3 separate regions of the Homo sapiens genome follow, and regions 1 and 2 are each linked to region 3. The links are chromatin loops, found by intact Hi-C in ENCODE. Cell type or tissue: PC-9. All regions are shown on one strand. Links, peaks and the distances in the headings refer to the core of each region. The heading gives the core; the rest is flanking DNA.

What was found. Peaks named below come from ENCODE experiments on the same cell type or tissue, not always from the same donor. Only the 100,000 strongest peaks of a DNase experiment are listed, where the experiment ranks them.
Region 1: it touches region 3 in a loop (8-fold over the local background); 2 of 110 quality-filtered maps call a loop at or near these places.
Region 2: it touches region 3 in a loop (2.3-fold over the local background); 3 of 110 quality-filtered maps call a loop at or near these places.

Annotation. Positions count from the first base shown.
Region 1 is chr3:102,296,328-102,304,567 of GRCh38, forward strand. It overlaps LOC107986105 (a long non-coding RNA gene), which reads left to right and starts at 2,530. Exons shown (of 3, transcript XR_001740817.1): 1 at 2,530-2,604; 2 at 5,894-6,147; 3 at 6,456-6,542. RefSeq lists an enhancer at 2,480-3,679. In PC-9, for the core only: no CTCF peak of the experiment used is centred there; DNase peaks (open chromatin) are centred at 2,994 and 3,364; H3K27ac peaks cover 3,066 bases.
Region 2 is chr3:102,533,259-102,541,498 of GRCh38, forward strand. No RefSeq gene overlaps it. Among named protein-coding and RNA genes, the nearest start is that of ZPLD1, 100 kb to the left of the region's middle. RefSeq lists a silencer at 3,267-3,561. In PC-9, for the core only: CTCF peaks have their summits at 3,412 and 3,613; a DNase peak (open chromatin) is centred at 3,453.
Region 3 is chr3:102,350,264-102,358,503 of GRCh38, forward strand. No RefSeq gene overlaps it. Among named protein-coding and RNA genes, the nearest start is that of ZPLD1, 81 kb to the right of the region's middle. In PC-9, for the core only: no CTCF peak of the experiment used is centred there; DNase peaks (open chromatin) are centred at 4,848 and 5,058; H3K27ac peaks cover 1,916 bases.

The sequences.
Region 1 (8,240 bases), core at 1,099-6,098, 55 kb before region 3:
AGTGCTTCATAGAAGATGATGGATAAACTTAGTTATTTGTTGCTTTTCTTATTAAAGGCTTTACCCATTTCTTTTCAATGTAGAAGAATATGGGAGCGTGAATGTGATTGCTGAGATTTCTCGTTTTCAGTAGCTCAGGGATCTCCACTAGAGAAACTGAAGGCATCTGCTTTCAATACTCATGTCTGTAAAACCATCACAGAGAGGGAAATGTGTGAACCTTCAGACTCCAGACACTGCTGCATTTAAAAAGAATTGTTGCTATGAATATTGGAATATTTTCCTTCTGGTCACTGCTTATGACTTATATGTACGGCAGAAGATTGGGGCTTGCTCAGGCATATTACACCCACTCACGAATTCTGAGTTCAAAAATTTTGTGTTTAAAAATTAGCCTCCTTGATTAGATTAATATGCAGAATTGTCAGGTGTTTTAAAACAACGTGCAAGTTATGTCCACATGATTAATGTGAAATGAAAAATCTAGCCAAACTTCTTGTTCTCACACACAGTTTCCCCAAATTAGAGCATATAGACTTCCATTTTTGTAAAATAATTTTGCCTCAAAACAATTTTAAGAAAAAATTGATCTGTTTCCCTACTTTGCCTTTCTAAATCTGCCTCATAAGTAATGGAATTTTAAAAGATGTGACAGTCTTATTTAAAATGAAATGAAACAAAATGGCATAAAATAAAAAAAAATACCCAAACTTTCCTTTCCTTTTAGTTAACAGTATTTGTGATGGAAGTTGCCTGGGAGTGAGTCTCCAGAGACCAGTTCTGTGGGGTGGAGGTGAAATCATTTAACCCTCCTTGGCCTTTGTTTCCTCACCTATAAAATTAGGGCACTAGAGAAATGATGTCTGTGGTTTCCATCAGTTCCCTCCCTCTAGCTTTAAACACTATAATTTGCTTTTCTCTGCTATGCACACGGCACTGTCTAACATTCCCTGGGGAATGATACTTTCAGCATCGTTTTCAAATAGTATTCAAGAGAGAGAAAACTCCAAGGCAGCAGATCCAGCATTTTCAAATTTTAAGGCTCAACTGAGAAGAAAAGAGTTCATCCAGAAAAGGGTATAAATTCCACTTGACTTACATCGTAGCACTTTCCACACACCTCCATTATGGAAGAGGTTGACATTAAAAAGATTTTCCCATCTTTAATGGCTGTGACTAAGAGTCTTGATTGTACAATATTTTGGCTTGCACTTCATAGTTCCCTCAATGTCCCCATCTATGTCCATGGGTAGCTCTCTAAATACAGCAGCTGTGCCATCTGTTTCAAATATTATTTCAGCCCTCACTGTTTTGGGATAAATTTCATAAAGTGTATTGCATACACACACATTTAATTGAACAAATGAGAAGCCTTTCCAGTTTAAAAAAGCTTCCTAAATGACAAGAAGTGTCCAATTTCCATTCAAATGGTTACTTCGGGGCTTTAAAATGTGTGAATTCATCTAACAGAGGCTGGTCGTGTGTTTTGAGGCAGATGGCTTGATTCTGTGAAGAAAAAAATTAAGTGGAATTTACTATCAATCTTATTTTTTTTGGCAAAAGACTGACATAATAAAGATGTGTGTATTACTGAGAATGGTTTTTAATAATGATTCTACCTTATGTTTTCCCCCAAGATTATGGTTAACTGACTAGGAAAATCTATTTAGAGATTTTATGTTTATCCATAATGATCAGCTTAGAGAAAAAAAAAAAGAAGAAGCCGCCTGCAAACAGAATTGCTGAAATACAAAAGGAAAATAATGCTCTACAACTTTCTAAAGGAGTCCAAGGCAAAGGGAATGCTAAAGTTTATTTTGTTTCTCCTGTTAAATAGTTGTGAAGCCAATTGGAGATTTTTGAGGAAAGGAGAAGGGATTTCACATCTTGTGAGAATGTTTTAGAGTAATATCTTCAGTGGGCATGATAGGTGTTGTGTCCAAGACACTTTTTATATTTAAGACCGGAAGTCTTAAAAGTGTGTCACTGGAATTATTCACAGTTACTAGTGGTGTGTATTCTCAAATTTAGACTCATATTAGCACATGTCAAAATTATGTCAAAAGTTCTATGCTCTAAGAATCCTTTCTTTTCTCATTTGTAGTTTGCAGAACTGACTGAGCTCCTCATTAGTTCTTGATTAGTTAAAACAAAGTATGTGTCTCATACTTCTTGAATATGGTGGTTCAGGAACCTAAGCCTAAGCCAATTGGCTCAGAGCTTCATGTGGCAGTAATTACAGATGATTCCCAACTTACGATGGTTCAACTTACAATTTTTCAACTTTACTATGGTGCTTTTAGCTGTGCACATTAATGATAAATACTCATACAACATTTTGTTTTCATTTTTAGTACAGTATTCAAAAATTACATGATATATTTAATATTTTATTAGAAAATAGGCTTTGTATTACATTATTTTGCCCAACTATAGGCTAATGTAAATGTTCTGAGCATGTTTAAGGTAGGTTAGGCTAAGCTATAATGTTCAGTAGGTCAGCTGTATTAAATGTATTTTTGACTTACAGTATTTTCAACGTGTAATTGGTTTATCTGGATATAGCATCATCATAAGTTCAGGAGCATCTGTATCGGTTTAGAGGTAAGCATATGACCTAAGTTGTCCCAAAAAGTATAAAAGAAAGAGCATTTATTTGAGTGCTGGAGAAAACTAGTTTTTTCTCTCCCAGTGGACATGAAGAGGAAAACATTTAGCCTTTTTTGTCACTGAGAACCTACTGGAAACATAAGGGGAGCCAACTTTAGAATAAAATAGAGTGTGGATAGCAGGATGAAAGTAGAAAGAACCTGTGGCTTTGACGACATAGTTGAGCCTTTAGGTCCCCTGCCCTGCAGTCCATTATGCTTCAGAGTCTCTCTTATGTAGTCAATACTTATTGTTAGAACATTTCTTATTGTTCCTACCATTTGAGTCAGGTATTTTGATACTTGCAGCTAAAAGCATTCCAACAGGTACACTTGAGGATGTGGTTTAGGGTGAGGATGTGACTCAGGGTGAGGCAGGCTCAGACATGTACAACATGAGACCTCTCAATCAAGGGTGTTGGGTCTTCTCCCTTTTCTGAGACACATATTATTTTTGACATGAAGGACATTGGCTGGAAGAAAATAATGCTACAAATGATTATTAAATTAATGTGGGTATTGGAGGCTATGCAGTGGAGCCTAAGGCTTTTATGTATTCTGAGATTGACTGAAGGTGGCTATTTTCTCGCTAAACCAGTGGTTCTTAAAGTGGTCCCCAAACAGTCCAGACTTCTGGTTTCTTCTTACACATGTAAATAACTTAGAAATGTCTCACCTGTCCTCACCACAAGAAACAATGTAGTTCAACAACTCTTCTTAGTCTATCAGGGAATTGAGGTGACAGGGTAAATTGCTATTTGGGAAGCTGAAGAGACAGGCAAATAGAATCACAGCTTGCCAGAAACACAAACACTGGAGCTAGTAATGGGTAGGAGCATTTGAGTGTTTCTTAAAGGTAACCGAAAAATTGCTGAAGCTGAGTGTGGACAAGCTTGAGAGTTAAAAACTCTTGGAACCCAGTCTTAGGAGGACCTGGACCTGTCATGCTTTTGTGAGATTTATCTGTGGGATCCTGTCTTAGTCTGTTCAGGCTGCTATGACAAAAATACCACACTGGGTAACTTATAAACAATATATATTTATTGCTCACAATTCTGGAGGCTGGGACATCCAAGATTAAGTCTCCAGCAGATTTGGCATTTGGCGAAGGCCCCATTTCTGATAGATAGTCTCTCTTGCAGAGTCCTCACATGGCAGGAGGGGCAAACAGTCTCCCTCAAATCTTATAATGTATTCATTCTCATGACCTAATCACCTCCCAAAGGCCCCAATTCTTAATATAATCAATTTAGGGGTTAGGTTTTAACACATGAATTTTGGGGGTACACACACGTTCATATGGTAGCAGATTCCTACCAGATTCTTTTAGTGAAGATTGGAGAAAAATCCCCTTGTGGTTTTGGCAGGGCAAAAGTAACCATTTTGAAATAAGCCCGGTGTGTTCTTCATATCAAAGTCCTGCCCTGAAGGAAAACTAGTTTACTAGACTCTTATCTTATGTGGAGGAAGGGCAATTAGACAACCGAGTCCTCTGTACCTTTTCTGCCTCACATAAGGGAGAAAAAAAGGCTAAGAAAGACTTCTGAAGGTCGCAGTCCGAGGACTCAGGCCCATAAGAAACAGCAATTTAATCATAATATTATAGAATGCTTCCCTCCTCAATACCATCACACTACACCAATAGGTCTCCTACGTAATAACAGTGAATTACAACTTGGATCACTGAAAGACAAAAACTGTATCTAAGAATGAGTTTCTAGGGAAACCCAAAGACAACATGGGAGACAAAAACAAGGTCGCCGGTGGTGATTGAAGCCTCTGACACCTATAGCTGTACCACACATTAAATTCAGCCTAACTGCTAGGCAGATAAACATATAAACTCACATTAAAGGCCTATTTACTTCAGTTCCTATTATTCAATAAATCATGTCCAGTTTTCAACAAAAAATTACAACACATGTCAAAAGGCAAGAAAAAAACAAGGTAAGCACCAAAACCAGACTCAGATATAGCAGACATTATGGAATTACTGAGTATAGTCCCAGGATAAGCAGTATCTCCATCACTTGGGAATGTGTTAGAAATGCAAATTTTTGGATCTCATCCTAAACCTACTGAAACAGAAACTGAGGGTGGGGACTGGCAGTCTGTGTTTTAACAAGCACTCCAGGTGACTGTGTTTGAAGATCACTATATTAAGCAGATGTAAAATTTGTAATTTCTTCCTTTTCCTTACTTAGATTTCTTAGAAATAGTATGGTAACAAGGTGATTCAAAATGTAAAAGACTCACTGAAAACATTGTTGTGATTTTGACTTTTAGTTTTGCTAAGCAATATCATTGCTAATGAAGAGTTTCGGATGACCACATGTGGTATAGAGTTACCCCAGCTGTGTTTGATTGTGTCAGACTTACCATTTGACTTGGGAACCTTATCATCATTGTCAACCTTGCAGACAGTGTTTAAGTTCAGATATACAGCTCATAGATCTCCCATCCAGGAGGTTAAAATAATTTCTCAGTGCTGGGTTTTCAGGCCCTAGGGCCCTAGAGACTTTTTTCTACATTGGTTTTTATGAAGGGAATTTGGGAAAAGGGAGAAGATCTTTACATGCGTCCTTTTAAAGGCAGACTGTGTTATTATCTTGCTCTTTTAGTTTACTCAGTCAGTGCTCACTTGCCCTCTGGCCTGATCACAGTTTTGTAGCCACCGGAGAGTCAATTGTTAAGCCTAATGATGGTTGCTTTGAACTCCTCTGAGACTCTGATGTCATAGGTTTCCTTTTAGGTTTTTGATCACAGTTTTCTGTCTTAGGTTGCTCTTGCTCACACACTGGCTGCCTCTCCCCTCTTGGTGCCTGATGTTCGGTGATGATAAATGTTTTCTTATCAAGCCCAAGAAGAGCCATAGCTTGCTATTACTTGCAGAGGCCTCCTAATTTCACATTGGAAAAGCTGAAGTCTGGGGTGGGGAGTGTGTGATAATTTGCTTCATGTATTCATTTGCTCGAAAATACTTAATGAGTACCTACTCTGTGTCAGGCAGGAATCACAGAAACATGATTAGAATAAAGGAATTGTTAATTCCTATGCCAGTACTGCTTTTATAAGTGTATTTGAATAAAAACAAAATGAAAGAAACTAAATCAGTGAAAGTAATACAATAAAAATAAATAGGGAACAAAAAAAGAAAAATAAAGAGAAAAGGCCACTTGGGAGCTAAGTGCCTTCTTGATTACTAAGCACATACGTTTACTTTTCTTTCCTTAATGTTCCACCAGGGCGAAAAATAAGCAAACACTAAAGCAGCACTAGGAAATGTGGAAGAGTGATACCAGCTGAAGCAAAACATTTCTGAATGATATAAAGCAGATAGGATTTGTTTGATGAAATAACCAAATAGAACTGGTAGGTACAGTTAATACAAATGAAAGAGAGTAGCAGTGGAAGAAGAAAGGAGTTTGTTCAATTTTAAACAGAACTTTGAAAAGTTTGGAGATTTTTGGAAAAGCCCGGGGATCGTAATTATGAAGAGGTAAGGAAGGTATTCAACTTTGTGGCATTTGATAGGAAGGCTAATGAAACTGGGGTGTTTCAAGCACCTGGAAAAAGCATTTCCACCCAGTTCCAACAGAACTGGCACGAACAGTTTGAAAGGTAATAAAGAAGCAGATGGATTCTGCCACTGGGGATAGGCAAGAGATATTTAAAGTGAGTACTGGAATTATAAAGAGAAGTGGAATGGTGCTCCTGGGTAATGTCAGCTGCCAACACGGCTAAACTTGCTCACCTTCTAATGAAAAACTCCCATCCACTACATGACTGCGTTTTTGTGTCTCCCAGAATTCATAGGTTGAAGCTCCAAATCCCAATGGGATAATATTATGAGATGGGGCCTCTGGTGGTAATTAGGTTATGAAGGTGGAATCCTAATGACAGGATTAGTGCCTCATAGGAAGAGACGTGAGAAAAACTTGCTTCCTCTATCTTTGCTCTCTGCCATGTGAGGACACCTCAAGAAGATGGCCTCCTGCGAACCAGGAAGCAGGCCCTCGCCAGACACTGGACCTGCCAGCACCTTAATCATGAACTTCCTAGCTGCCAGAACTATGAGAAATAAATGTTTGTTGTTTAAGCCTTGCATCTATGGTAATTTGTCATAGCAGCCTGAATGAACTAAGATACTGCCCAGCTCGCTAACTATAGTCATGGCTTCTATCATTTGTAATCATGTTCATTATCAAAGAAGCTGTAACTTTCACACTAGCAACCTGTAAATATAAATGAACTACTTATAAATATAAATGAACAACTCAGAATTTCCATATGTTGAAGAAAAAAGCGTAAAAATAAGCCACCAAACGAAACAAACTGAAGTAATTCTTGAAACAATTGAATTACTGGTGAAATATAGAAAAACTTACTGAAACAATTTAATTTGTATCTTAAGAGATATTTGAGGGACACTGCATTCACATAGTTAGAATAGGCCACTAAGAAAAAGTAAAAAAAAAAGAAAAGGGAGATTTCATAGAAATTAAAATAAACATATACTTATTGAAACAAATATAACAGAGCAATTGATGTGGAATGTAAAGTACTTAATTTCCAAAAGTGTTTTTCATCTAGATGGACAAGACTTGTCACGTTGGAGCTAATTTTTGTTCAGAAAAAGGCCACTTGAATGGGTACATTAACCCACTGTCCAGGTGAAAGAGGACAATAAGGAGGAACTTGGCTAATGAAAGCTGCCTTTAATCTGATTTTGAAATGCTGAGTTGGTTACTGGTGAGATGGGAATATTTGCATGGGATAGTATTATGAGATGGGGAAAGAGTTTTCCAAGAAGGTCAACGTTTTCCCTTTTAAGGTCCAATGTTGTTAGCACCTCTGTCACTGTTCAAGTTTATGAAATGTCCAGTGGCTTAGTAGACAAAACTGGAGCATATTCTTTGAATTCTTGTGAAATTAGGGAGAGAAAGGACTACCTCAAGAAGGAGATGCCAACCTAGTTATGTGTCAGCTAGAGAGCAATTGAAAAATACAAAAGATGTGACTAAAGTCATACTCCCTAACTGCTGAAGTATATTACACTAATTGCCTAAATATCAATAATAAAGATCAGAGCAGAAATAAACGAAATACAGGCTAGAAAAACAAAAGCTCAGTGAAACCAAGAGTTGGTTTTTTAAAAAGATAAACAAAATCTACAACCTGTTAGCCAGACTAAAGAAAAAAAGATAAGACTCAAATTTAATTATAAATGAAGGAGGAGACCTTACATAAATACAAAGTATCATAAGAGACTACTATGAGCAATTATAGGCCATCAAATTGGATATCTAAAAGAAATGGATAAATTTCTAGAAACATACACAATCTGCCAAAACTGAATCATAAAAAAATAGAAAATCTGAACAGACCAATAATGAGTAAAGAGATTGAAACTGTAATAAAAAACCTCCCAAAAAAACAAAAAACCCAGGATCTGATGGCTTCACTCATGAATTCTACTAAACACTGAAAGAATTAATGTCAATCCTTCTCAAACTTTTCCAGGAAATGAAAGAGGAGAAAACACTTCCAAACTCATTTTTTGAGGCCAGCATTACCCTGTTACCAAAGCCA
Region 2 (8,240 bases), core at 1,099-6,098, 180 kb after region 3:
CAGAGAAGAATACTTTTTTTCTTTTTTCTTTTTTTTCTTTCTGGGATGGCGTCTTGCTGTGTTGCCCACACTGGAGTGCAATGACATGATCTCGGCTCACTGCAACCTCCACCTCCAGGGCTCAAGTGATTCTCCTGCCTCAGCCTCCTGAGTAGCTGGAATTACAGGCATGCGCCACCATGCCTGGCTAATTTTTGTATTTTTAGTAGAGACAGGGTTTCACTATGTTGGCCAGGCTGGTCTCGAACTCCTGACCTCAGGTGATCCTCCCACCTCGGCCTCCCTAATTGTTGGGATTACAGGCGTGAGCCACTGCACCCAGCAGGAAGAAGACTTCTTATGTGGCCAGTTAGAGTTCCCAAAACCAAGCAAAGGGAGGCAGAGGCTGCCACCCCTCTTAAAATCTAGGTCCAGAAGTGTCACCATGTCACTCCTAACATGTACTATTGTTCATGGAAGTCACAGGGAAGCACAGATTTATTGTGGGAGGGGACTACACAAGATTATGAATGCCAGAAGGCATGGTTCATTGGGGACATCTTTTAAAACTCGCTAACTCGTTATCATAGGACACTTACATTTTAATAAACAATAAATAGGTTTTTTTCTTAAGTAATTTTAAGCACCAGGACTGTGTGTTCCTTCCTTTCTGCAAAACTTTCTTCCTTTTAGCTTTCTACTCAAATTCTCTATCACTTTCACTCACCACTCTCTCCATCACTTCCACTTCCTTGTCTCCACTTGTCTCTATCACTTTCCTTCGTTCTGGTTCCTTTGCTTTTCTCCCCCAAAACTGGCAAGACTCAACATCCAGGTCTTGTCACTCTCTCTTACTAAGCTTCCATTGTGTTTTCCCCATAGAGTTAAACTCATTACAGTTCGTTTATGAGTTCTCCTTGACCTTCTTCACTGAGTCCACCTCCCACCACTCTTTCTGTGTGTCCTAAGCTCTAGTCATTTTTGATCATTAATACTTTCTTGAGTAAGATGTGTTCCTTCATATCTTTATGCTGTTCCAGATACTATTTCTTCTGACAAGAAGGAAGAAACATGTTTCTAAACCACTTAGTGTTCTCTAGTCTGCTCTTGGAACAAGTTAGGAGAATGTTCCTCTCCTTCAGCTTTCTCTGCATGATTGATTTCTCTTTCTTCTTCCTTTTCTTAGCACTTTTGATATAGAATTGATTTTATTGCATTGTAAACACTTCAGAGTGTCTCTCTTTCCAGAGATGTCGTATTCATCTCTGTGTCTTCTCACTCTAGTGTTTCACAGTGTCTAAAATATAGATGTTACAATCATACTGAATTGGCTGGCTGAATTATTTTATTCTTATTTTCCTTCCTCAACAATTACCTCTATGTTGGTGCCCATATTTTTCTATAACCCTTTAGCTATGAAATCACATTTCATACTGCCTATTGGAATTTATACTTAGTCTCCTATGGTCACCTCAAAAATAGCATTTCTAGAGCCACATTTACTGTCTTTCCCTCCCAAATTTCATAGTCTCTTTCAGTGAAACCACCATTATCCCAGTTAACAAGAGTAACTTTTGTCCCCTTCATTCATCCAAATCAGTCAGTCTTAGATTTTAGGCATTATTTTCTTTTGACATTGCTCTCATATTTACTTTTGTGAATATATCCTTACTGCTGTCCTTTTAGCCCAGACCTTCTCATGCATGAATGATCACCTTGCTGTTTTGTCTTGTTTTCCTCTCTAATCCCTTCCTCTCTCATGGCTAGGCTGATATTTCTTCTTCTTCTTCTTCTTTTTTTTTTTTTGAGATGGAGTCTCACTCTGTCGCCCAGGCTGGAGTGCAGTGGCAGGATCTTGGCTCACTGCAACCTCCGCCCCACAGGTTCAAGCGATTCCCCTGCCTCAGCCTCCCAAGTAGCTGGAATTATAGGCACCTGCCACCATGCCCAACTAATTTTTTTGTATTTTTAGTAGAGACAGGGTTTTGCCATGTTGGCCAGGTTGGTCTCCAACTCCTGACCTCAGGTGATCCCCCTGCCTTGGCCTCCAAAAGTGCTGGGGTTACAGGTGTGAGCCACCGGGCCCAGCATAGGCTGATTTTTCTAAAACAACTCTTTCACAGTGTTGCTCTGGTGCTCCTCGAAATGGTGTTTGCTGTCAAATTAAATCTACTCTTCTGCTTGCTTCTCATGGCCTTCCACAATCCAAACCCCACTCCGCCAATCTTTCTCTGTTTCCCCCTTTTAAGTAGCATCCACCCACATTACCTTTCCTCATTGATTCTGGCTTAAATGAACACTTGTTCAATCCCAGTTGCAAGGTCAATCTGTCTGGAAGGTTCTCCTCTTGCACCTTTCCCCTTCTCACATGTCAATATCCTTCCCATCCTTCCAGGATGTGTTCAAGTTTGAATCATCTATTATTTTTCTTTCAACTTCCTCCTGCCTTCCCTACTCTCTCTGAGCTCTGAGTGCAGAAATATTATGTCAGAACTACTGTGTTTACTGTGCTTTACCAACATATGTGCTTCTTGAGGTGAGAGATTATGGTTTATCTTCCTCAGTAATTCTCACAGTGTCATAATGTCCAGCACAATGCTGTGTAGTAGATGACCATGTAACATTAGTGGGTAATTACATGAACTTGTAGTGGTAGCATTTTCTGGGTCATCATCTATAGGCCAGTGGGATGATATTTTCTCAAGATAATTTTAAAAGGCAAGAAAAAAGAAGGCTTCTTATTTCTAATTTCCAGATAAGATATCCCCTACCTTGTCCCTGGATGATAGAACTGGATATTGTAAAATAATAGTAATTAGTATTTGAATGCCATTTAACTCTTTATAAAGCACCTTAACTGATATTTGCTTATTCATAATTCTGTAAGTTCTTCCAAAATTACTATACACTTTGAGGCTGGTGGTGTGATGTGTGAAGATGAGATAGAGGAAGTAAGCGTGGAGGATTTGGATTTGCAAAAACATTTGATAATGTATTGCTTTTCATTGGTCTCAAGGAGGTCTATTTCTAGGAGTATTGAGAAAGATATATATGTGTATATGTTTACCCATTTACCAGAAAATGGGTTTACTTCTCTAACGTTTTAGCAATAAAAAGAATTCCAGATATGCAGCAAATAAATCTGACTGTTAGTCAGCCCTCAGGAGCTGCTGATAGCAAAAGACTGAAGATCCTATATTTCTATATTCAGATCATACTACTGAGGGATTTCAAGCTTCTCTTTCTCAAGCCAGCTTTTATGGTTTAATAGTTTTTCTGTTATGAAAATAAAGCAGATGACACAAAATTTCAGAGAAAGACAGCAAAAGTAAGAGCCAAAGAAAAGAAGGAGTGGAAGTGAAAAACGCTTCAGTGAAAAAACTGGAGAGCTGACACTTTGGCACCGAAATGTTAATGCTTATTTTTAAGATTATATCGCCACCTAGTAAATAAGCTCAGAAATACAACCACAGAAAATGACAGCTTGTCTGGTGCTGAGCTCTAATCCTCTGGTTAGCAATTCCTGGGAGCACCTTTCCTTCTAAACATCTGCACACACAAATGTGCTACCTGCGCACGCTTTTAGAGTTCTCGTTGTTCAGGCTCAGCCCACGTTCTCCTGTTCATTTAGAGCAATGTGATGGAAAAGTCAACAGCACACATTTTAGAAATGAAAACAAGCCAAGGATTTCTATCAAGGAACCTGTTATCTACTCTTGAAAAATGATTAGTTAAAACCATACATATTATCATTTGCCAGTTCTGAATAATTCTGGGATTTTCATTAATGAAAATATTTTGCATTTTCTACTTTCATTTCTGTATAGAACCGAAGTGGTCTGTTCATGGTCTTTCTTGGTTAGGAAGCATTGGAACTAGGGAATTAAAAACACTAAAGACTGCTTAAAATTTTTCTTGTCTTTAGTTTTTCTGTTATTGTGAACAATCTTTTATTTCTTCTGCAGTGTTTGTTTGTACTGAATGCTTTATGCTTGATCACCCACCCTGATTCTGTTTTTGTACAAAAAGCTTGTTAGCTTGATAAAGCACTGCATAGGGTTTTAGTTGGTTGCTCAATAGATGATTATCTGGGTGGCATCCTGGCTATAGCCCTTGCTAGTTCCAATTTTGTAATCTGTGAGCTAGGGATAACAATAGTGCATACATCACTGGGCATTTGGGAGAAATAAATTAAGCAGCAAGTACTCAAAAATGTTAACTATTATTATTAATAATAAAAATAGATCGATTAGAAATGGTAGAAACAAAGGATAGAGACTGATTTCATCTTGCTCAATAGATCAAAATGGCACAGGAGATAAAAAGGTTTTAACCAAACACATAGATACAGATAAAGAAGGCATATATTCTGAGACTAGAAAACCATTCATTCTTAAAAATTCAGGTGATTAAATTTTAAAAAATTATTAAATTTTAATCATATTTAAAAATGATTGAATTCAAGTACTTAGAAACCTTGAAAATATACCTCCATTATTTTTTTCTATGCTATCTTTTTTTGAACGAAATCTATCCTCACTTCAGCCTTCCAAATAATAACTCCATTTTATTTTGAGGGCTGTTTAGAATAAACATGATTAAAGAAATTAGCCAAGAGTTTAGGGTATGAAGTGGGAGAGGGGAGATTTTTGTTACGAGAGCCTTTTTCATGGGGGTTATCAGGCATAAAATTATCAATTTTGTTTAACCCAGACGTGGCAGATTCTGCTATTTATCCCAGAATAACCATTGTTTTTCTTTTTCTTTCAATAGAACTTTGTGCTGGTACATGATTATACAGCCAAATATGCCCTAGCTTCTTAAGTGTGGCATCAACTGTGTGATATGTGCTAACTTTGGTGCCATGCCTTCATGAAGAACATGCATTTTCTTCTCCCCTTGTCTTTTTCTACCTTTCTGCTGGCTGGAATGTGGATATGATGATGGGAATGGAACAGCCACTGAACCAAGAGAAGGAAGCTAAGTTTTAAAGAGAAATAGAGCAACAAGATAAAGGAAGCCTGGCTTCCCATCACTTCTGATGTGCCGTAACAGCCCTGGAATGCCTATGCAGACCTTACATGAGAAATAAGCCAATGCCTGTCTGACTTAAGCTTAAATATTTTTTTTTAGTTTCTTTATTACAGTAGCCTAAACTGTACTACAACTAATTCTAATGGTCTACAAAGAGTCACAAGCCCTAGAAATATGAATATAAAATTATAGATGTTAAGTTTGACGTCTGCACGCTGCAAGGCACTGCTTCCTAAAGAGTGGTCTTTCATTTGATATTGGACTTTTATCAAAGAAAAAAGACTTTTAATGTACACCAAAAAAGGTCCTCTTAATAGGTGGTAGGAGGATTCTATTGTGTGGGGCTATCAAAGCGGTATCCCGCTTTCTTAAAAAAAAATGGAGAGGCTACGAAGAAATTAACTCAGGATAGAAGGTGGCTTGTCTGGTTACCTGGCATCCAAGCTTCTTGTAGAACAAAAAAACAAGTGCAGATGAAAATGACAGGGAAAGAGGAGGGCTCTGGATCTGAGCACAGTGTGTTGGAGGAAGAATGGAAAAGGCCATAGGTTGTTGAACAGATCAAAGCAGCCTTTGGAGAGAAGATAAAAACATTAATTGGTATTTATTAAGATATTTGCTACCTACATTACAATGTCCTGTTTTCTATCTCCTCTAATAATAGCTAATGATTATTGAACACTTTCTATATGCCAGACTCTGTTCTAGGGTTTTACATCTGTAATAATGTAATCATCACAGAAACTCTCTGAGGCAGTGCTATTATTTTTATTTATGTTTTCCAGATAAATAAAATGAAGCATCGAGGGGCGAAATTACTTGGTAAAAGTCATCCTTGCTAGTAAATTTGGCATTTGAACTCAAGCATTTTGCCCTAACCAATATGCTCTACTATCTTTATATAATGTTTACTAAATTCTCCATTGCTGGCCATTATCTTCAGACAAGCGGATTTGGGTTACACAGGAGCTTCAGAAAGAAGACATAACTGAAGACACTGTTATATTTAGTAAATCAATATACATTATCATACTAAAGGCTTCCCAGTAAATAAATCTGCTTAACTCTGTTTAATTCAGAATTTCCCAAATGTACTTGATCACAGAACTAATGTATTGAGCACTGGCTATTGCCACTCCAAGAAGCTAGTGTTTCACTGAACATACTTCTCAAATTCTTGGGGAGAAAAATATATTGACCTGGGTGTCAGGGGGCCCACATTTTGGTTCTGATTTGGTACTTTTTGTTTACATAGCTTTGGACAAGTCAGTATAGATTTCTGGGATTTCACTTCTTTTTATTCTTTTGTTTTCTTTTCTTTCTTTCATTTTATTTTATTTTATTTTTTGAGACAAGGTCTTACTTTCTTGCTCAGGCTGGAGTGCAGTAGTGCAGTCATAGCTCACTGCAGCCTCACTGTCCTGGGATTAAGCAATTTTCTCAATTTATCCTCCTGAGTAGCTGGGATTATGGGCATGGATCACCACGCCTGGCTAATTTTTATTATTTTATTTTGTAGAGCTGGGATGTTGCTATGTTGCCCAGGCTGGTCTTCAACTCCTGGCCTTAAGTGATCCTCCTGCCTCAGCCTCCCAAAGTGCTAGGATTAGAGGTGTGAGCCATGTCTGGCTAGATATTTGATCTAGTAAAACAGTGTCCAAGTTGATGCGGTGACCAGTGACATGTGAGCTTTAAGGACTAGGCTTGTATTTGGAAAAAGTGAAAGCAGAGATACAGCTATAAAAAGTCTAGACAATTAAATCCAGTTCTAAGCAAAAAGAGAAGAAATAGAACCAGGAAAATTCTGTATTGAGAGATTTTCCTTAAGCATTTGAGTACTGGCATCAAAGAATATGTATGATAGATGATCCACAAGTATTTGTTTGGGCTCTGAATTTAGCCTTCATAAACATGGGGACATCACTGATTTCCATGCTACCTCAGATCCCTACTAGTATCTTTCTCCAATTTGTGACCCACAATATCCAACCAGTTATTTTCCATCTATCTTGTTCATGTAGTACCTTGACCAAATTGTAAAGGAATAACTCAAGCAGATTAGACAGTTAGTCTTTGGCCAGGTGAATAAGACAGAAGAAGATATTTCAGGCAGAGAAAGTAGCATATGCAAAGGCTCAAGTGTAAGAAAGAGTAAGACAGGTTCAGTAATCTTGGGACAGTGCAGACTGGTGGAATGTGTGTTCATGGGATTTTTGTAGGTGTGGAGTTTGACGAAGAAGGATTCCAGAGAGAAGTGACTGGAAATATAAGCTGGGTTTGGGTGGTGGAGTATGTTCCATGTGCTATATTCAGGATGCCTCTCCCTGCATAGACTCAAGTTTTAGATATATCTTAATAGGAGTTTCCAGAAGTTAAGCATAAAAGGAAATCCCTTTATTCTGATGAGATTCCATGACTCTTTATGTGTCTTGGGAAAATTAGGATATAAGCTAGAGTATAAGTAATAACCCAATTCTGTTCTAATAGAATAATTCAATTATCCTGGTACTGTCATTGGATGTATCATGAATTTGCAGGTGTATGTTTATTTTCATAGAAATAATTTCCCATCTTTCTATAAAGTGATAATTTCTACAATAACATCCTGATGATATTGGCTGCCTTATAATTAAGTCTACTCTACATGACGAGGTTCTTCTGGAACTTTTGAATCTGGACGACACCAGAATAAAAGAGAAATATAGGCTTTAAATATAATTGTTGTAATTTCTGAAGACCACTGGTTAAGGCAAATCTAGTTAATGCATAGGAAATCTTGATTTATACGACATTCTCTACCTGGTCTCAGCCTGTCTATTCAGCCTCATTTATCCCTATCCATTTCCTTCTTACCTCACAATCTCACACACCTGCTCTCTGCCCACTTTGTGTCCTTCACTATTTCCCAAAAATTCCTGCCCATTTATGCTAAGCTTTGAACATGCTATTTTCTCTATCTGCTGAAGGTAAAGACTTACCTTTGGCAGCTATAATAATATTTTGCTACAATCTAAGTAATTCTTGACATCAATTGCTTACTGTCAAGAGGGTCAGTTATTATTAATCTTGCAGTTTGGTGGGAGAAAAGAAATTGAAGAGGGATGAAGAAAGGGGACTTATCCCTCAACTTCTTTTTTCAGAGATAGCCTCTGTATTCCAAATTTATGACTAGTAATTTAGAGGAGAAATATTCCTCAGTAAAATGCACCTGGAAGAAAAAAGAGTAG
Region 3 (8,240 bases), core at 2,177-7,176:
CTTTGCTTCCATTCTCTTTGGGAGTTAGGCACAAGAAAATCTTTTTAAAATTAGCTCTTAAATTCATAAACAGACAATAGAAGACAAAGAAGCCCTTTGATTAATGATAAACAGTGGCATCCAGCAATCTTATTCTTTAGTATTTACCCAAGAGAGATAGAATCATATGTCCACAAAACATTTGTAAAAGACTGTTCCCGGCAACTTTATTCATAATAGCCCAAAATGGAATCAATCTAAATGTTCTGTAAGAGAAGAATGAATAAACAAATTGAGGCATATACATACGTACATTAGAATATTATACAGCAATAAAAAGAAATGAACTACTGATACATGCAACAATGACATGTTTCTCAAAAACATTATGTTAAATAAGAAAGGTCAGATACAGAAACATGTGGTTTTGGGCATAATGTTATTCCACTTACATGAAGTTCAAGAAGAGGTAAAACCAATCTAGGGTGATAGAAAGCAGAAAGTTATTGCTTGAGGGTGGAGGGGAAGGGAGGAAATGACTGGAAAGAGGCACATGAGAATTTTCAAAGGTGATGAAAATGTTCTTTGGTTTAGGGTGACATAGCCATATACAATTGTTAGAACCTATCAAAATGAACACTTGAGTTCTGTACATTTTACTCTATATATGTAATACCTTAATTTTTTAAAATGAGAAAATAAATATTTTGCGAATTAAAATATAAGATAAATCCATTTAAAGTAATACGTATTTACTAAGCATGAGTATCCTGGCTGCTGTTCAAGGCGCTGGAAGTATAAACATGAACAAGACATAGTACCTCCCCTGATGAATTCATAACCTAGAGGGGAAAACAGATGTGGAAAAACAGATATTAACCAGTATTTTATTCACACAAAACTTTTCAGAATATAATATGTTTCCAGAATATAATATGTTTCCAGAATATACCCAGGTATAAAATGGATTATGTTTTAGAACTGTATAATAGTCATCCTAGGTAAATAATTTTACTATTGTATGAAAAATCTTCAGTCTGCCAAATCTGATAGTTGTGTCGTGGTAGAAAGCCTGTAGCATGGCTCCTGAATGTGTTCCTATCCTTGTGGAGACCCCTTCCACAATGTACCAGGTTTGATATGGGTGACTGATAACATATGACAGAGGTGAGGGTAAGTCATTTCCAAGATTAAGGTATAATAAAAAATAATGGTCTCTGCATTATGGTCTTTCCTGTCTAAAGTCTTGTGTAGTTTAAGAATACGAAATGGAAGTTTCAGAAAATACGTTTTTCTCAGTCTGTAGGAACAGGTCTACAGTGTAATTGTGTTCTACACAGGGAGATACATAGGCCTTTGTTAATAAATTAGATTTGGATTAGATTAGTTTAGGTTTAACAGAGACGATCTTTTCATTTGAGTGGAAACAATTGACATTAATGAGATAAAATATTTAAGTTCAGCATTTATATTCTGTATTGGCTACTCTCATGCACACTCTGTCTCTCATATCTCATTTTGGGAGAAACCAGTTGACATGTTATGAATACTCAGGCAGCCTTAGAGTGACCCAAGGGAAAAGAAATACAGACCTCTGTCCAATCGTCAGTGAAGAAGCGGGACCTGCCAACAACCACATGAATAAAAGCACACCCTCCCCTGATTAGACATTCAGAGGAGACTGAATCCCTGCTGACTTCTTGACTACAACAACCTCCTGGAAGACCTTGAGCCAGACCAAGTTTAGCTACTCTTAAATTACTAACCGACAAAAATTATAAAATAATAAATATCTACTGCTTTAAACTTTGAGATAGTTTGTTGTATAACAATAAATAACCAATAAATATGATCTTTCCTAAATGTACAAGATATGAGTTCATGGGTTAGTGAATCATTCCTGCTTTTAAATTGAACATCTCAATTTTCTTGTTTTACTAAAATACTAGTCAATGACTAAGAACCAAAGATTTATAAAAATATGGTACACCTAATTCTTATAATAACTTATACTCAGTAAATCGTGTACTTACTCAAAAAAATTACCCCCGAATGAAAACTTATGGTATATGTCTATTAGATCAATGCAAAAGTAATTGTGGTTTTTGTCATTTAAAACTAATGGCGAAAACCGCAATTATTTTTGCACCAACCTAATATCTAGTTACCAAACTAAAACAATACAAAACTATAACTTAATAAAATTTAACTGCCTCTCCAATATGAAAGGTCAATTTTGTATTATTGAAATGACTAATGAAAAAGCAAATGAAAATTAGAGTGAATTTAAATTAATAATCATAACCTTCATTTTGACCTTCAAAATATATAATAGAGTTCCAATTCATTATAATTGAGACTGTGACTTCGTTTACAAAAAAACAAACTGCAGAAGTAATTGGACTGCTTTTTAAATTAAGGCAACAAAATATGAAGTTTTAGAATAGCTGAGATTATTGCTCTGCCACTTGAAGATGACCAGTCTTTACCCCCTTGAATCTTTAGATTTAAAATTATACCACTTATTAGAGGTATTAATTTAGTCTAAACTCATTTCTTCATTGAGAAAACAGATGTTGGTGGCTGTCACAGGAAGTATTTGATGTACCTGGAAGCATAAAGTGATCTTTCCTTCTCCAGCTAAACAGAAAGTAAAGAGGATGTAGATTCTTGCCTGAGAGTATTTACCAGGGCTTCCCCCTAGAGCTTGGTAGCTAAAGCCATAAACACTTGACTGGGTAATGGGATCAATTCTTATTTCTGGGAGTCTGAAAGGGGATTATGGAAAGCCACTAAGATGATAAGTTTCATGTTACTCCTTTTTTGGTTCCAGACCAGTGATTCTCGAATTTGGCATGCATTGAATCATATGGCAACCTGTGAAAACATAGATTGCTGGTGCCTATACCTAGAGGTTTGTGTATAGTAATTGCAAGATGTGGCCCAGGAATTAGTTACCCAGTGATGATGCTGTTTCTGCTGTCCAGGGACCACATTTTGAGAACAACTGGTCTAGAACGTATGATTTCTGTTTGTCTTTGGGAGAGCTGTGCTTGTGTTGGTGGTCAGTCTTCATCGAGGAAGTGGAGCCTGCCAACAACCACATGAGTTAGCGTAAAAGCACACCCTCCCTGATCAGACATCCCGAGGGACTGAATCCCTGGCTGACTTCTTGATTACAAGGTCTTCTTGGAAAACCTTGAGCCAGACCAAATTAAGCTATTCTTAAGTTAAGATACTCTTAAATTCCTAACTCATAGAAATTATGCAATAGTAAATATCTATTTATTTAGCAGTGAAGAGGAGGAAGCTAAACTACATTTCTTAGACACTTTGGTAGTTAGATGAGTTCTGGTCAATAGAATCCGCATATGGTCTTAAATGCCACTTGCAGGTCCCCCTGCCCTAAAACATCTCAGGTAATCTTCCATATTGTCACCCTGTCACTCTTTGGGCAGCTGAATGAAAAGGATTACGTGGAGGGAAGGCTTTGAGAAAAGCCTTTGCATGCTTGTTTCTTCTAATTATTCTTCTCTTAAGAAGACTATGGGACATAATCTTCCCATAATGAACTATGTGTTATATGACTACCAAAGTCATGAATTTGGCTTGGGCAATAGCATGCCTCAGCATGTAGAAGTGGGTATATAAAAATAGGCACAAGTATGTCCTGAAAAACACATGTGAGTGGCATGAACCAGTAGATCAGATGCTCCACACCTTACTCTTGCTACACGTCTGCCTATCTCTTTACCCATACCTATAGCCTTATGGGACATTCCCTATGACTAATTGACAGAGGAAGAAGGACTATTTAGCCTTATTTATAGATACTACTGCATCATATGGTGATGCAAGTAAAAGGTCAGCTGCTCTAGCACTAATGTGCCCTGAATACTGTGGGCAGAGCTCTGAATACTTTGTTTACTTGCCTGAAAAGAGAGGTAGCAAAGGTATGTATCTAAAGTAATCACAGGGCAGCAAGCTAACAGTTTGTTTAGAAGGAACTTAGAAATCACAAGCTTGATGGATTGCTGAAAAGCAATCTAGGGAAGACTTCTGTGGATAGGACTCTTGCAATGGGGACATAGAGAATATTTAAATCACAATATTCAAATACTCAATACTCAAAGGGAAGCCATTTGAGTAAGGTTTTTGATAATGAAGTAGACAAGATGACCTATTCCATGGATGTCAGTCAGCCATTCCTGTGCTTGCTTTAATGGGCTAATGAACACAGTGGCTATGGCTTCAGGGATGGAGGTGGATATGTATGGACTCAAAATTAGGGGCTTACTTTACCAAGACTGAACTGTCTGTCATCACCACTGAGTAACTAATCTACCAATAACAGTGTCTACTTTTGAGCCCCTGATAATACACCACTGTCTGGGGGACCAGCCAACCACCTGGTGGTGCATTGATCACATTGGATCTCTTCCATCATGGAGGGGGCAGCAATTTGTCTTCATAGGAAAAGGCACTCACTCTGCCTTTCTTGCCTTCAATGCTTCTTCTAATACTATCATCTATGATTAATTGAATGCCTCAAGGTATCACACAGAATCTTGCTTTTGACCAAGAAAGATATTGTACAATAAAATAGCAGAGGTAATGGGCTTAAATCCATGTGGGAGTCAGGAGAAGGAGATGCTGGTTTTATATGATATTCCTTCACTGCAAAACACAGATGGCCTGACAGAACAGTGGAATGGCCTATTAGATTCATAGTTACAAAGCTGCCCTGGATTACAACACTTAGGAATTTGAGGAGCTGTCATATGCAATGCAATATAAGCTGTGAACCAGTGACTAATATGATGTTATTTCTTCAATACAAAGAATGCTTGAGTCCAGGATCCAAGGGATTGAAATAGAGTGGATTTATTCACTCTTACCCAAAATAGTCCTCTCACAAAATTTATACTTTCTCCTTCTGCATGTTTTGGTTCTCTGGTTAAAAAACTATTATTTCTTAAAAAGAGAATAATCACACTGGGAGACTAAGCAGGGCTCCATTTAACTGGCAGTTGAGATTGCTACATGGTTACTTCAGCCTTCTCAGGCCATTGAATCAACAAGCAAATAAGAAAGTTGCTTTCCTGACTGTGATGACTCATCCTGGTTATCAGAGGGAAACAGGGTTTCTACTACAAAGTAAGAAAGAGTATGTAGAACTCAGGAGATTTTTAAAGGTATCTCTTGGTACTTCCATGACCAGTGGTAAAAGTTAATGGATGATAATAGCAATTGAAGTCAAGGCCACACATGGCTCAGACCATGCAGGAATCAAAACATGTGGCAGAGATAAGCACATGGAATGAGTTGTGGAAAAAATAAATGACCAGTTACAGAAATGAGGATGGTGATAACTGCATATTTTTTTCTTTGTTTATTATATACTAAAGAATGTGTTAATCATTTCTCCTACCCCATTTTTTTTGCTATTTTATGTAAGTTATGTGACTGGTGGCTAGCCCTTTGTCTAGTAGGGCTGCCATAGCAAAATAGCACAGACTGGTGGCTCAAACAACAGAAGATTTTATCTCACAGTTCTGAAGTCTAAGAGTTCAAAAGCAAGGTGCCATCAGGCTTGGATTTTCCCGAGGCCTCTCTCCTTGGCTTGCAGATGGGTATCTTCTCACTTCATCCTCACATGTGCTTTTCTCTGTGTGCATGCACCCCTGGTGTCTCTTCCTCTTCCTCTAAGGACATCAGTCCTATTGGATTAGGGCCCCACTCCTCTAACCTCATTTAACCCTAATTACTTCCTTAAAGGCCATATCTCCAAATTCAGTCACACTGGGGATAGGGTTTCAACACATCAATTTTGGGAGGACATAATTCAGTCCTTAATATCTTATAATTCAGTATGTACAATATTAAATAACAAAGGATACTTTGAGAATAGACATGAACATCAACAGAGTTGGATACAGTGAATTATGGGACTCGAGAGGCAAATGTCTTCTCCTTTAGGTGAAAGGATGAACCTGCTTTTATTTGTGTAAGGAATACATTCACCAAGTTAGGTGAAAGCATACTATTGTTTTTTAATTTTGTTGTTTCAAAACTTAGATATTGGTAAACAGGTATGTATGGATGGTGAGTATCCAAAGGTTAGGACTGAATGATACTGAGGATCATCCCAGTCTGTCTAAGCTATCTCTACAACTACTTTTCTAGGCTCTTCTCAGCAGGCCTCTGATTAAATTCTGCCAATAAGAGACATTTGTGTAATTCTTGGAAAGTGGAAGAAAAGAAGAAGCTATTATTCTTTAGTGGTGACTATGGACAGGTGTGTGGTTATCATCAGAGGTAGATATGATATAAATTTTGTCTCATTCTAGGCCACTTCTTGAGAATCGGCTACTTTAATGGTGTGGGCTGCTGAGATCCTTCACGGGGGCTTTCCTGTGATCCATGCATTCTGACTCCTGAAAGCTAGCAGTGGCCTTTCTTATCTTTACTCTCCAGCCATTCTGATGGTAATCTTCTTATTCATCTCAATGGCTTTCCTTTTCATGACCTACCCTGATTGATACAATTGAGAGCATATATAGTTATGCATGCAGCTGATGAGGAGATTGTAAAAAGAGTGGCCCATGAGGGCTCTATCTTATATAGATTTATGGTATAAAACTTTGAATGTTATGAGTCATCACTGATTGACCCTTTGAAGGCCCTCAGGATATTGTTCCAGAATTAATGACTCTTAAGGGAGAGACTTTCTTGCTGGAGGCACATAGGTGATTTTTGTTGAGAAGAATCCTTGGGGTAGTTAGTAGTATTTTCCTAAAGGCAAATGGGGGTAAAAGAAGGTGGGTTTTTATAAAATAGAGAAATCTGATGTCTGGGAAGCCAAAAAGAGGTGGCATTAAAGCAAACTTGTTTTGTGTTTCTCTCTTGATTATTGAAAATGTTTTATTTGTGACATAATTTAACTTTTCACATTCTATGTGCTATTTCCCTTGAATTACCCAAACTTTTCAGTAAAGTCTATTTGATGGTGTTGCCGAGAACCGTGGGACAAAGTGAGAAAGTAAAGTGTCATTTACTGTCTCTTACTATCATCGCATTCCGTTTGTAAAGTGTCATTTACTGTCTCTTACTATCATCGCATTCCGTTTGTAAAGTGTCATTTACTGTCTCTTACTATCATCGCATTCCGTTTGTAAAGTGTCATTTACTGTCTCTTACTATCATCGCATTCCGTTTGAGGGGAGTGTGCACCTAACTCCAGGTGGGGATCAGTGGGAAACAGTGGCCTGTGGAAGAGTGAGAAACAGCACAGAGAAGGGCGTGATGTTAATGAGATCATTTGGTAAGGGAGTGAGACTGACTTTCTGCTTTCTAAAAAGAAACCACAGGGAGCTGATCTTTGAGAGCATGGGGTTGGATACTTGGGCATATGAGTAAAATAAAAGAAATGGATTAGCTGCCTTCTAAATCCACTTTCACTTTTAAGACCCTACAGTTTTATAACCCCTGAGCAGAACCCTCCATACTTCTGATCTATTTCAGTGCCATTACTTAAGGCATCACGGTAGCTGGATGTATTTCTTTTGAAACTTGGTCCTTGAATACCGTGTCTTGATTTTCCGTCTCTTGAATCTAACAATCGGCTAGTGGAAATGGGAATCTCAGATGTAAAAATAAAAGATATATTTTATGGGTCAGGTTTTACAATGAATGAGGATCTTGAGTATAAAAATTTGAAGTAAATTACATGGTTAATCATGGCTGTAGTGTCTTGTTATTTGAATTGTCTTTCTTTAGTAACTGGTCTCTTAAGCAGCTTCTCTTCTAATAGATCCTCATGAGGTTAATTAGATCACTCATTTAACAGTCATATTTGGCTTACTCAATCTTTGCTTGCTTGTCCTCAGACTCATTTAGTAGTTCAAAGTCAAACTTGCTCTCTTGTTACCTAAATTCTGACTTCATGGTTTCTAAAAGTTTTCCAAGAGTAAAACTTGGAAATCACGTTTTACTTAAACCATGTTTAAACCAGTTTACTTTAACCAAGTAAAACCCCTTTTTGAGACTAATATGATCCACCTGGACAAAAAAAGCTATCTGCTTCCCTCTTATATGCCTTTTCTAGCTGATTAGCCTCTGAACAATAGACATACTCTTTTTTTTTGGTGGTTTCTGCATGACCTGCTCCAATCAGTCCCCTTACCTTTTGAGCTCTTTTTTCTCTAAGAGCTTTTCTAGTTCTCTTAATTCTTAATCTCAGTGTTTGTGTAGCTGAGCTT